Linked DNA regions of Homo sapiens: all the other regions are linked to region 3. The links are chromatin contacts, found by Hi-C or POLR2A ChIA-PET in ENCODE. All regions are on one chromosome and are shown on one strand. The core of a region is the stretch at or near the end of the contact, and the rest is flanking DNA. Distances in the headings are between cores, read along the strand shown. Region 1 overlaps EPAS1 (endothelial PAS domain protein 1). Region 2 overlaps EPAS1 (endothelial PAS domain protein 1). Region 3 overlaps PRKCE (protein kinase C epsilon).

Region 1 (2,731 bases), core at 149-2,648, 320 kb before region 3:
TTGGTCATTCTTGCAATATTTCAAACTTTCATTATTATAGCTATTATTATAATGATCTGCGATCAGTGATCTTTGATGTTACCACCGTAATTGTTTTTAGGCATAAACTGCACCCATATAAGACAGTGATCTTAATAAATGTTGTGTGTGTTCTGACTGGTCCAGTGATTGTTCCTCTGTGTGCGTGTGTGTGTTTGTGTGTGTGTGTGTGTATCTCTCTCTCCCCCTCCCCAATCCTTCCTATTCCCTGAGACACAACAATATTGAAATTAGACCAATTTTAATAACTCTACAATGGGCTCTATGTGTTCGAATGAAAGGAAGAGTCACATCTCTCACTTTAAATCAAAAGTTAAGGAATGATTAAGCTTAGTGAGAAGATCAAACCAGGCATAATATTCCCTTAAGCCAAAGTCTAATCCAGAGCAAGGCCCTAACTCTCTTCAATTCTAGGAAGGCAGAGCAAGGTAAGGAAGCTGCATTAAGAAAAGTATGAAGCTAGCAGAGGTTGGTTCGTCACATTTAAGGAAAGAAGACATCTCCATAACATAAAAATGCAAGGTGAAAGAGCAAGTGCTGATACATAAGCGGCAGCCAGTTATTTAGAAGATCTAGCTAAGATCATTGATGAAGGTGGCTACACTAAACAGATTTTCAGTGTAGATGAAAGAGCCTTATGCTGGATGAACATGCCATCTAGGACTTTCACTGCAAGAGGGGAGAAGTCAATCCCTAGTTTCAAAGGACAGGCTGACTCTCTTACTAGGGACTAATGCAGCTGGTGAGTTTAAGCTGAAGCCACTTATCATTTACCATTCTGTAAGTCCTAGGGTTCTTAAAAATTATGCCAAATCTACTTTATTGGTGCTCTATCAGTGGAACAACAAAACCTGGATGACAGCACATATGTTTATGTGCTCGTTGTCAATGCACCTAGTTACTCAAGAGCCCTGATGGAGACGCACAAAATTAATGTTGTTTTCATGCCTGCTAACACAAGATCCATTCTGAAGCCCATGGATCAAGGAGTAATTCTGACTTCCAAGTCTTATTCAAGAAATTTTGTAAGGCTATAGCTGCCATAGATAGTGATTCCTAGATGAATCTGGGCAAAGTAAATTGAAAACCACCTGAAAAGAGTTCACCATTCTAGATACCATTAACAGCATTTGTAATTTGTGGGAGGATGTCAAAATATCAGCAGTAACAGGAGTCTGGAAGAAGTTAATTCCAAACCTCACGGATGACTTTGAGGGGTTCAAGACTTTAGTGGAGGAAGTAACTGCAGATGTGGAAGAAATAGCAAGAAAACTAGAAGTGGAGCCTGAAGATGTGACTGAACTGTTGCAACCTCATGATAAAACTTGAACAGATGAGTCAGAGCTTCTTACAGATGAGAAAAGAAAAGTGGCTTCTCAAGATGGAATTTGCTCCTGGTAAAGATGGTGTGAACACTGTGGAAATGACAACAAAGGATTTAGAATATTACATCAACTAAGTTGATAAAGCAGTGGCAGGGTTTGAGAGGATTGACACCAATTATGAAGGAAGTTTTACTGTGGGTAAAATGCTATCAGACAGTATCACATGCTGCAGAGTCTTTCCTGAAAAGAAGACTCTATTGATGTAAAAAACTTCATTCTTGTCTGATTTCAAGGAATTGCCACAGCCACCCCAACCTTCAGCAACCGTCACACTAATCAGTTCTGCAGCCACCGATATGGAGGCAAGAACCTCTCCCAGTAAGAAGATTATGACTCACTGAAGGCTCAGATGATTGTTAGCATTTCTTTTAGCAATAAAATATTTTTAAATTAAGGTATAGACATTGTTGGCCAGGTGCGGTGGCTCATGCCTGTAATCCCAACACTTTGGGAGGCTGAGGCAGGCAGATCATTTGAGGCCAGTAGTTCGAGACCAGCCTGGCCAACATGGCAAAACCCCATCTCTACTAAAAACACAAAAATTAGCTGGGTGTGGCAGCACATGTCTGTAAATCCCAGCTACTCGGGGGTGCTGAGGCACCAGAATTGCTTGAACCCAGGAGGCGGAAGTTGCAGTGAGCTAAGATTGCCCCATTGCACTCCAGTCTGTGCAACGGAGTGAAACTGTGTCTCAAAAAGAAAAAAAAAAAGGGTATGTACATTGTTTTTTAGACATAATGCTAAAATATAAACATAACTTTCATATGCACGAGGAAACAAAAAAAAATCATGTGACTCGTTTTATTGTGATATTCACTTTACTGTAGTGGCCTGGAACGAACCTACAATATCTTAGAAGTATGCCCGTATTCTGTAATTATATATCAATATTCATGATATAGAGAAAAGTATGTTCACCAAAGAGTTAACAGTGGTTATCTCTGGGTGATGGAATTTTGGTGATTTTTATTTTTATCTCCATGCCTTCTTTTACTATGACTTTTTATGGGGAACATGTATATTTTTTATAATCAGAAGAAAACAACTTAGCAACTTTAAAAATAATTTTACAGGAGAGACAATTCATGGAGATAGATGTGTGTGCACATGGTCCCAGGGCCTTCCCAACTCCCCTTGTGCTATAATCTTCCAAAGAATTTGAGGGGGCTCTGCCCCTCTTGCCCTCCACCCTCAGAGCCCAGAGCACCCCTGGGTGACGTTTGCAGATCCCTGCCCTCCCTCTACATCCTGCCCTCGGTCCAGCAGTGTGAGTGAGCTGCTCCTGCACTGGGGCCAGCCATTCAGGG
Region 2 (2,700 bases), core at 15-2,514, 340 kb before region 3:
CTCACACTTTGAGTAGAAAGAGACCCAGGAACACGTGCGATCTTGAGACTGAAGATGCCATCTGGCAGGGTTAGTGCTGCCTGCTGCCATCCTAATCTGAGGCACGTAAAGTCCAACAAGTCCAATCTTCTCTCTGGCCAGGAAGAATCCTGTTCTCTTTGTAGCTTTCTTTATGGGATTTTACTAAGCCCTACATTAATGTCCCTCTCCTCCTTCAAGTCTTCCCTACCTGTATCATTTTATTCCTTCCTATTTCTTCAAAACCCACCCCTTAGGACCAGCCCAAGCCCTACTTCTTCCAGCAGTGTCCCTGGCCCCTTAGCAACATTCTCCAGGGTACTTCCTGCCCACACTACTCATAGGCCCTTATTAAAGGCCTCCCTGTCTTGGTGGCTTTTCTATGCAAACGTTCTACTCCTATAACTGTGCTGTAAGTACCAGGGGAAGGGCACAGACACAACATCTTCCACTTTCGTGTATCCTTCAGTGGAACCTGGGCTAGGGCAGACAAACTGGGTAAATATTTGCTGATTGTGAAAGACAATCAAAAATGCCCTTTGCTCTTTTCCTTTCCCTCTCAAGGAGGAAAGAAAAAGTGATCCCAGCTGCCTTGGCCTCCATCCCCAGCCCAGCCTTGCTCCTCTCCCAGGCGCTGCAGCTGGGGCGGCTTAGATTTTATTTCGCTCTCTGCAGCTCCTCTTCCCTTCAGTGAAGAGTTAAAGCATCGGGAAGGCTCCTTCCCACTTGGAAATCTCCATTTCCTCCTGCAGCGTGAACAAGAGAACTCTATGGACAGAGGCCGAGTGAGCCAACTGCGCAGGGAGTGAACTCACTCTGAATGGGGCTGTTCTAACACCCGCCAAGTCAAGTCATTAAGATGCCATCCCCGAGGTGCAGCCCCCAGCGTCACCTCTGGATATCCATATCCTCAAGCCCGCCGGCAGAAAGGATGAATGGTGAGCACAGAGCTGGTGAAAGCAAGCTCTTTCATGAGCAGGGCGTGAGAGGACCTCTCCGGCTCCTCTTAAGGTGGGGGTGGGGCGCTTCGGAGTAGAAGTCGTTCCTCCTCTCTCCCACTGCCTCCTCTACCACACCGAACTAAAATTAACCCTCAAATTTACAGGGAGTTACCCAAAAGATTGCTCCACAAAAGGCAACCAAGAAGGGGGCTGGGTAATAACATTAGAAAAAATATCTGCAATGCCAAAAATAATCACTGTGTCATGAGAAAACAGAGCTGGACTGCCTCAGAGGCCAGCACTGGGTATATACAGGAAGGAGGGGGCAGAAATTCCCCTGGCAGTGTCGTCAAACATTCTGGATGGAAAAAGGCGGGTGGGGGGCGGGGGTGCACATAACCGGGACAGACAGTTGTCAGAACTCTTTTCAAGTACAGAATATGATTTTAAGGGTCAGTTCTCTCTTCTTTATTTCAGACACTTTAATTTCAAAGAAAACATTTGTTTAGACTTTTAATCAGGACTGATGCTTGATCACATGCTAATAGTGAAATATCCTAGGATCTGCCTTACTAATCCCAACATGTTGCCAGAACTTCTGGTTCCTGGAATTTAAAGTATTTCAAAACAGCAAGAGAAGGGGGAGAAAGCACGGGATCCCTCACTCTCCTACCCCCATCCTCATAACCCCTTCTCCCCTCCCTATTAAAAAAAGGAAAGCAAAGAAAGAGGAAAAGTGAAAGAGGAGAGAGCTGGTAGAGAATCTGTCCTGGGCTTCCTTTATAAAGAATCCTGATCTGAGGCCTGTTCACATGGTCACATGTCTAGTATTGTGGGATCTGATTCATGCCACAGCGCGAACACTTGCTTTCCCCCAATTCTGCCCTCTCTTGCTCTGATGAGAAGTGAGATGTCTGCGCACATTTCCATTCCTTTGTAAAGAAGTCATCAAAAGCCACAGGAAATGCTAAAAGTCTTTTCCAAATTTATTATCATGCTCTCAAATAACATTGAGCAATTTGGGAAATAAAACTGTATTTTTCCCCCAGCAATGGCTTATTCCCTCTGCTCATTCAATATATATTAATGATTCTCTCTTCCTACGATGGGGCTGTGAGCAGTAGAATGAAATGTGGAACAACTATGCCTGACCTCAGGGAGCTTGCAGAGAGGTGAAGAGCCAAGTCCTGAAGAATGGGCTGAACAGTCAGGGCTGTAGGAGTTTGGGAGGAGAAAGCCTGCAAGGCTGGAGAAGACAGGGAGAACTCTGCTGGAGGTTGGCTTTGAAAGAAGAGCAGGATACAGGGAGGCAATCAGGATGGCAGAGGGATGACAAAGACACACTGGGAATGGGCAGAGGTGCCAGTGGTCGGGAGACAGGCTAGAGAACAGGGAGCAAGGCATTGAGAATCTGGGTGGGGAGAACGCATTCATTAAACAGACCTTGTTGAGTATCCATAAGGTGCCAAGCACACGAAAGGGCTTTAAACAAAAGGACAGGTAGCTAAAGTCAGATGCCCGGATAATTGCCTAGCCTGTTGTCTGATTAGTGGCTGAGGTGCCAGGTGGTGGGCAGTGCCAGAACCCAACCTCCATGCTCCTCCTGCTGGTCATGCTTTGGCCCTGCTGGACAGCAAGTGTGAGAACCCCTCTTTTCTTGGCACCAAAGCCAAGGAAAATGAAACCCTCTGTTGGAAGCTCTAAATATGGCAGCAATTCCTGGGCTGCCACAGGCTGGAGC
Region 3 (2,700 bases), core at 95-2,594:
GTCTTCTGCCTCTCTGTGAAGTGACGGAAAAGAGAATAAAAGAGCCAAGTTGAGAATTTCTTGAGAAGGGCAACTAACTTGTCTACATAACTTGACCACTAGCTCCCTCTGGTGTTGAAATGCCAGACCTGTCTGTCCTGACAAAACAACTTGGGCTGGCAGGTCGGCAAAGGGGGTATCTTTTTTTGGTTTTGGTTTTGAGGACTTTGCCTTTTATTTTTAAAAAGTCTGCTATTTCCCCTGAGTTATGTACTCATCTTAATATGTAAAAAAAATCTCAATCACACATCAGTTAGCATGCACGATGTGAGATAGTGACTTTGAAAGTGCTTTGAAAAGTCTGGAAATGCCAGGGCAAAGTGGTGAGGAAGGGGAGCTCCAGTTACTCTGGGCAGCCATAACGGGAGCAAGATGGGCTCCTGGAGGCTGCAGGTGTCACTGGGAGGCCACAGACCAGCAAAGGACAGTGGGCGTCCCTGTTGGAACCAAAAGAAACCTGAGATGCATTTGCATTAATGTGGCCAAATGAACCACCCACCCCCACCCCTCACAACACTACTGGGGAGCACCAAGGCCAAAGGCCGTGAGCCCCTGCTGCCAATCCACTCCCAGCCCTAGGCTGCCCTTTAAGGCTTCTCTTTCCAGAATGCCTCTCAGTGCTCACTTTCACTGGTTTCATTTGGATAAAGTTGTACCGGGAAGAAATAGATCTGCTTTGCCAGGGGCTCTTACAAAAAGAGAAGCGCTCTTCTACTACTACCCAGCTATTCACCACACATTTGTTGAGGACCTACTATGTGCTGGGTGGTGCAGCAGCAGCAGTGTTGTCTGGGGACACACTGGGGTTCAGGCACTCTGACTTTCACCTTCTATCACACATCCTACCGTCATTTGGAGAGACTTGGTTTCCATGTTTCCACCCTTTTTATAGCTGAGATTGAAGCAAAAGGCAGGCCAGGCTCCTGGGAATTCCTCCAAAGCAAGCAGACAACCTTCTGGGAATGGTGACAGAGCCACTCCTAAGGAGGGGCCCAGGCCCATGTATGCTGCAGGAATTTCTTTATGTTGGGGTAATTTGGCCCTTGAGGGTGAGCCAGGGCAATGGTTTGATTTCATAACAGGTTCCAGTCATGCCAAGCTCAGAGACAGAGAGCAAATATTTGCAAATGGGAAATTGTGTGCTTGTGCAATGGAAGTTGGCAGGGGTGTGAGAGTGAACGACCGCAAAGTCGTTCACGCAGAATGAGGAGAAAGGAGGTAAGAGGGATGCCCCCCTGGGGTCATGCTGGGCCAAATGTCATCACCAGAAAGAGATTTTGGAGTCCTGATCACACCAGAACCGTGACTCAGAGCTTTCCGGGGACCACGATCGGCCGCTTGTCTGCTACCCAGCATTCCTCAGATCAAAGCTCAGACTGAATTTTCAGCCAATCTGCCACGTGTACAGGGGACATTCTCATGGTCCCCAGGCATTGTGGATGTTACTGCAAAGGATTCTGAGTCAACCAAAGCACTCCTGTGGCATTCTTTCTCCCTACACCCCTTTCCAGGCCCTCTCTTGCCTGTAAATTGCTCACACTTATTTCTGACTCAATGCCTGAATTATCGCCTATGATTTCACTTATTATGTTCAATGACCAAGCACAGTGCAAGTTTCTAGAGAACTAAAGTAATGTTTTATCTCCAGGTTCACCACGACGCCTTGCACAAATCAGGACAACATGCTTTTCAGTTATTCTAACTCTACGGAAAGTAGTAGTACTACAGTGGCATAAATGACACCTCTCAGACCAGACCCAATAGATAACAGGGAACTAGAATCCCAAGCTCACCATGCAAGCCACACAAATTAAACGTCAATGAAAAGGAAGGTAAAGCAGTCCATTAACATGGCTTGACTTTAAAGCAAACAAGTAAAAGTGCCCTTATGTAATTCCCTCCTTGTATAATTCAACCACAAAAAGACAAGGGTTTAAAGTGATTGTTTGATTTCTGTGGGCCTTTCTTTCATAATTATTCACACATATGCATGAAAAGGTATGTATGAGGATGTCTGTGACAGCATAAATTAAAATGGCGACAACACACAAACCAGTAAACATCCATCAAGAGGGCAACATTTTAAACAATCTACGGAACATCCACAATGTGGACTCTTTCTAGTAAGTAAAGTAGATGTCTGTACACTGCCTTGGAAATACTCCAAGACATACTGTAGAAAAGCAAATTATATAACTATGCACGGAGGATTGAATTAACAAATATTTATTGGATGTCAGTGTGCAGGCACTGTTCTAGATGCTGGGTAAACAGAGAATAAAACAGACAAAAAAAAATCTCTGTCCTCATGGACCTTGTATTTGGATTGGGAGAGACAGAAATTAACATTATAAGGTCTGGCGTGGTGGCTCATGCCTGTAATCCCAGCACGTTGGGAGGCTGAGGTAGGTGGATCACTTGAGGTTGGGAGCTAAAGACCACCCTGGCCAACATGATGAAACCCCATCTCTACTAAAAATGTAAAAATTTGCCGGGCGTGGTGGCAGGTGCCTGTAATCCCAGCTACTTGGGAGGCTGAGGCAGGAAGATCACTTGAACCCAGGAGGCAGAGGTTGCAGTGAGCTGAGATTGCACCGCTGCACTCCAGCCTGGGTGACAAAGTGAGACTCTGTCAAAAAAAAAAAAGAAGAAAGAAAGAAA

Evidence for each region. A loop is a pair of places that touch in the nucleus more often than their neighbours do. ChIA-PET counts read pairs that join two places held with the same protein, here RNA polymerase II (POLR2A). Pooled maps may share reads with other maps.
Region 1: a pooled map shows a loop between it and region 3 (4-fold over the local background). The contact joins two enhancer-like sites. A Hi-C loop is called at or near these places in 2 of 168 maps with a recorded cell type or tissue (Caco-2 and naive thymus-derived CD4-positive, alpha-beta T cell) and 4 of 50 pooled maps. POLR2A ChIA-PET finds 5 or more read pairs at or near these places in 4 of 52 experiments (AG04450, MCF 10A, activated CD4-positive, alpha-beta T cell and 1 more).
Region 2: a pooled map shows a loop between it and region 3 (2.2-fold over the local background). The contact joins two enhancer-like sites. A Hi-C loop is called at or near these places in 1 of 50 pooled maps. POLR2A ChIA-PET finds 5 or more read pairs at or near these places in 4 of 52 experiments (AG04450, MCF 10A, activated T-cell and 1 more).

Annotation. Positions count from the first base shown.
Region 1 is chr2:46,315,663-46,318,393 of GRCh38, reverse strand. All of the region lies in intron 1 of EPAS1 (endothelial PAS domain protein 1), which reads right to left. Among named protein-coding and RNA genes, the nearest start is that of EPAS1, 20 kb to the right of the region's middle. Within about 2 kb of position 1,398, at least 2 of the 41 ENCODE cell types and tissues checked have a DNase peak (open chromatin) inside an H3K27ac peak, as active enhancers do.
Region 2 is chr2:46,334,040-46,336,739 of GRCh38, reverse strand. All of the region lies in intron 1 of EPAS1 (endothelial PAS domain protein 1), which reads right to left. Among named protein-coding and RNA genes, the nearest start is that of EPAS1, 38 kb to the right of the region's middle. Within about 2 kb of position 1,264, at least 25 of the 41 ENCODE cell types and tissues checked have a DNase peak (open chromatin) inside an H3K27ac peak, as active enhancers do.
Region 3 is chr2:45,991,000-45,993,699 of GRCh38, reverse strand. The region is part of intron 6 of PRKCE (protein kinase C epsilon); the gene reads right to left. Among named protein-coding and RNA genes, the nearest start is that of EPAS1, 310 kb to the left of the region's middle. Within about 2 kb of position 1,344, at least 16 of the 41 ENCODE cell types and tissues checked have a DNase peak (open chromatin) inside an H3K27ac peak, as active enhancers do.